Linked DNA regions of Mus musculus: region 1 is linked to region 2. The links are chromatin loops, found by intact Hi-C in ENCODE. Cell type or tissue: gastrocnemius. All regions are shown on one strand.

Region 1 (2,500 bases), 120 kb before region 2:
TACATTTCTTCACATTTTTGAAAAGAAGCATCAAGTTGAATTAGGAACTTTTTTTCTCCAGTAAATTTCTGTGAAGGAGAGGCAAAAAAATGTTGACAGATTTTACTTTTGAAAATGTGCCAAGAAATCCAGATGTCAGTATGTGATGTCAGTAAAGGGCAAGGTTGCCAGCAATGTTTGAGTATTCAATACCACCACACTGCAGCAGCAGAAATGGAAGGAATGGTTCAGGAAGGGTGGCTAGGACTTAGGAGATGCAAGAGCACAATGACACAGGGCTATCACAGCAGATTCACCTTAACATAGCCATGTGACTTTACACTGCGTCCAGCTGATGGGAAAAAGCAAGTTTATCAGTCATAGCAGATCCAAGCCTTCCAGCTCGTCCGTCTTAGTAACATTGTGTAACTGTGTCAATAGCTTAGGCTTCCCAGGCCTTATTCACACTAATTAGTAAGTCTTCATTAGCTACATTAGGTTACTTTTTCAGAAGCTATCCCCACCTGCACAAAGAAGGCTGTGAAACTATCATTAACTAATTCAGCTGTGGAAAATCCTGGGGCTAACTCAGAGCCGACTCTAAACCGCCTGTTTATTATATTAGCGGTTCTCAACCTGTGGGTTGCATAAGACCATCAGAGAACAGATATTTACATTACAATTCATAACAGTAGCAAAATAACAGTTATGAAGTAGCAACAAATAGTTTTATGATTGGGGGTCACCAAACGTAAGGAACTGTATTAAAGTGTTACACCATTAGGAACGTTAAGAACCACTGATTATATTCTTATTTTGTGCTAGCTAACTACTATGATTACTGAACCAGTGAAATGTAAATCCAAAGCTGGGCATGATGGCACACTCCTGTAATCTAACACTTACAGGAGAATCGGGAGTTCAAGACCAACCTCATTACATATGACCCTATCTCAAAGTACAAATGAACAAACAAAAGCCCAGAAAAAAAAAACAAAACAAAACTTCAGAGAAGACAAAAAGTTATATGTAGTACTGTTCTCCATGTTTTATATATAAATAAAACCTAGCCCAGTTTAGAATGATGCCTCCAATTTGGAAGAGCATAATATTTAAATGATCAATTATAAACAGATATGTATGTCTTCATCATCCTCTTCCATTTCCTTGAAACTTATAATTTTGAGTTTTTCAAGTCTCCCCACCCTCCCTTCCCATAAAGAAGGCGCCCCATGGGGTTTCCATCTGAATTTCTGCATGGACACACCTATGCTTGTAAGGACACGCCTATGCTTTTGGTTTTTGTGACGGGTTTTTCTTTGAAGCATTTAAGCCATTTCCTACTCAAACTTGGGTGAAGGGCAGCCAAGAAGGCACCACAGTGCATAAGGCACTTGCCACCAAGCCTGGAGGACTGCATTCGGTCCCTGGGACCCACGTGACAGAAGGGAAGAATTGACTCCCACAGGATGTCCTCTGACCTCCACACGCATCCGTGGCAAGCACCAAAGTAACTGAAACTATATTTTTTTAAATTTCAAAATAAAACTTGAGGGGCGGGGGCTGGAGAGATGGCTCAGTGGGTAAGAGCACTGACTGCTCTTCTGAAGGTCCTGAGTTCAAATCTCAGCAACCACATGGCTCACAACCATCCGTAATGAGATCTGATGCGCTCTTCTGGTGCATCTGAAGACAGCTAGGGTATACTTAGATATTATAATAATAAAAAAAGAAAAGAAAAAAAACTTGAGGGGCTAAGACCAAAGTTTTCAAAGAAAAGAGAACCGTTGAATGGAAGCATAAATTGAAAAAAAGAACAAAAGTAAGCAAAACTTTGTAATGGGAAAAGACCACAACGGAGCCTTCTTTATGGCCCTAACCATCCTAACTCCATCTTGACCAAGGCAATCCTCATCTTCTTACTCGTTCTCTAGCAGCTATTTGACCACCACTGATGGTTTTCTCCAGGGAAACTGAAGCTAACGAGGCCTACCAACAAACACCCAAGCCCAGAAAGGGAGAATCCCTGAGCTAATCCAGACAGCAGGAGAGGGAAGCAGACGCCCAGCCCGCAGCCGCTCACATGCCAGTCTTCCAGCAGGACTTCCACAGACTCCTTGCTCTCATAAGTGCCGTTCCAGACATCCAACTTGGCCTTCGCTTCATCAAGCAAAGCCAGAACTGAGCACTTAGAGTCATGAAACTCCAGGAGTGGGATGAAGTTTTTACCCAAAACGTTGTTGATTCTGGAAAACAAACAGGTTTTAGAATTGACCAAGTGTCAGAAATCTGTTTGGCATTTAAAGAAATCCTGTGATTTAATTTTTCTATTCAAACACATGAAACTCAAATGTATCTTCAAGAGTGTCCCCAGCCCTGTGCTGTGTGTGTGTGTGTGTGTGTGTGTGTGTGTGTCTTTGTGTGTCTGTGTCTGTGTCCTTCCATCCTCTCTTCTCCTTTTAAAGTCATGTGAAACAAATGCTCTGGCAAGATATAAAGCAACATTTCTAAGGTAAAAATG
Region 2 (2,500 bases):
ATTAAACAAAAACATAGTCACAGAATAGTTCTGTGTTTTTTCAAAGAAACCAAAATCCTGTTTGAAAGCGGTTTGTAAACCAAGCACACGCAGTGGCGCACACCTTTAATCCCGCACTCGGGAGACAGAGGCAGGTGGGTCTCTATGAATTGGTGCTATCCTGTCTCAAAAGGACAAAAATGTAGGCTATTGATGCGGAATCTTAAAAAAAAAACAAAAACAAAACAAACAAACAAACAAACAAAAAACAAGAACAAACCAAGCAAACAAACAAAATTTCAATCTGGGTGGTGGTGGCACACACCTGAGATCTCTGTGAGTTCTTGAGGCCAGCCTGGTCTACAGAAAGGTGTCCAGCCGGGGAAACCCGAGACACTCTGTCTCAGAAACAAACAAACAAACAACAACAAAAATCCCTTTCGATTTTAATGTTGCATTTTAGTCCCTCAGAACTATTTTATATTTTGACATAGTTTATTCAGGATAGTTTAAACATTTCATGGTATTTTCTTTCCCTATATAAGATTCAGTAGGCTTTTTCCCCCCTCAATTTCTAGACAGATGGAGATTTTTTAAAAACATCTTTTTTCTTCAAAGTGTTGATGAGCCCCATGACGCAAGTCAGTGCACACCCACACACCGGGAGCTTCTGTTTCCCTTTCTCTCGTGTGAGGGCCTGTTGTTCGCCTGTCTGCTTGGGTTACCATTGGCAGGCTGATGTCAGCTGGGCAATCCTGTGGGGCACTTGCACCTTACCTGAGAAGCACTGAATCTGCCAGAATCCCACTGTGCTCAAGTCTGTTAGGTTTCAACCTAACTTCAGGAAGAAGGGAAAAAAAATATAACAGCTCAGAATATTCTAGGACTCCTACCCCTACCCCCATTTTGTTAGTATAGCAAAAGGAAATTAAGTTCTTGTCTTTGCAGTTATTTAAATAAAGAATTTTTTATCTAATTATTTTAACATTGAACTTTACTGTACTTGACGTTTTGATCAACTGCATCACAACTCGGGTCAACAAATAAAGGAAAGAAGATGAGGCATTTTCTAACCACCTTCAGCAACAGAAGGCTGGCCCTGGGCTGTAAACCAAACAGGCCGCAGAGTCAAACTGTCAGGTGTGTGTGCATGGTGGTGAGAGGGGTGGGAGACGCCGCACACTGCTTCCTGCCCTTACATACAGCAAGCAGTGTTAGGAATTCCTTTAAGCCTTCAGCAACTCAGGTAAAGCTGGATCCTTGGATTCACCACAGAAAGGAGTTTCAGGAAAAGCCAGTCTGGAACATGGGAAGTTTATTAAAGGTTGGAGAGATGGCTTGGTGGGTAATGAACTCGCTGCATAACATGAAGCCTGAGCCTGGATCCCCTGTAAAGCCAGAGACAGTAGGATATGTTTGTAATCCCGGAGCTCCTACAGTAAGGTGGGAGGCAGGCAGGAGATTCCTGGAAGCTCTTGGGCCAGCTAGCTTGGAATGCCCAGCAATGGACAAGAAACCTTGTCCCAAACAAGGTAAAAGATTAAGACTGACACCTGAGGTTGTCATCTGACCACCACACTTACCTCATAGGATTATGGCACCAGCATACACACATGAACATACACACAGAGAACATGCACACAGAGGGGCGGGAGGAAGAGAGAAGAGATTTAAAGACATTAATAACTTACATTTCTGCTGAAGCCTGAAGTTGCTCAACTCCACAAAGGAACGCCTAAACTCACTTAACTCTGTTTTCTTTAGCCATAGATAGGGCTTAGGTGCATTCTGGACTTATCTTCAAAGGATTGCTAAGGAGTTTAAATGAGATCCCAGGCTAGCTCCTGAGGGCAACCAGACAGGCTAACAAAGTCATAAGGCAAAAAAACTGTAGATGTGGAGACAGGAAAATAGGGTATCCTCACTGCAAACTAAGTCAGTAGCTCTGCTGTGAGCGCCTGGGAGAAGGGTGTCATGCTACCCAGAATCATACCTTCTAACTGGCTTGTTGTTCTTGAACATGCTTTCTTGAAGTGCTTCTACATAAAAGAAATTGTGTTAAAAAAGAAAAAAGAAAAAGAAAGAAAGAAAAAGAAAGGAAAAAAGAAATTGTTTTTACCTGCAACCTTCACAGCAAAGGTTAGTTGGGCTGGTAACCTTGATTCTCAAGTGGGAGGCTTCACCCAGACTCTAGAGTTTGGGGGTCTCCCTACCCTCTTCGTGTCCTTTCTTTCCCTGCCATTTTGCCTCACCTCAAAACGATTCACCAAAAAGGAACTTCTTTATGAGACCGAGTCCTAGAATCAAGTAATTAAAAAGAAGAAGAGGAGGAAGAAGAGGAGAAAATAAAGGCCTAACGTTAAAGTCATCATGCTTTAGTAGACAGACCAGCCGCCTTGCCAGTCACTTAGGTCTATGAGCCTCTATTTTATGGTCTCTGTATTTTAAAAAGAGATTGAAAACCACTAAAAGAATCTGGGCTTATTTATACTTTAGGCAGAACTGGAGAGCTAAGCCCTCA

What was found. A loop is a pair of places that touch in the nucleus more often than their neighbours do. Peaks named below come from ENCODE experiments on the same cell type or tissue, not always from the same donor. Only the 100,000 strongest peaks of a DNase experiment are listed, where the experiment ranks them.
Region 1: it touches region 2 in a loop (3.0-fold over the local background); 28 of 42 quality-filtered maps call a loop at or near these places.

The regions. Positions count from the first base shown.
Region 1 is chr12:75,906,436-75,908,935 of GRCm38, reverse strand. It overlaps Syne2 (spectrin repeat containing, nuclear envelope 2), which reads right to left. Exons shown (of 116, transcript NM_001005510.2): 14 at 2,063-2,225; 15 at 1-68. Among named protein-coding and RNA genes, the nearest start is that of Mir5101, 1.4 kb to the left of the region's middle. In gastrocnemius, no CTCF peak of the experiment used is centred here; no DNase peak of the experiment used is centred here.
Region 2 is chr12:75,787,846-75,790,345 of GRCm38, reverse strand. The region is part of intron 2 of Gm40447; the gene reads left to right. Among named protein-coding and RNA genes, the nearest start is that of Syne2, 29 kb to the left of the region's middle. In gastrocnemius, no CTCF peak of the experiment used is centred here; DNase peaks (open chromatin) are centred at 721 and 1,132.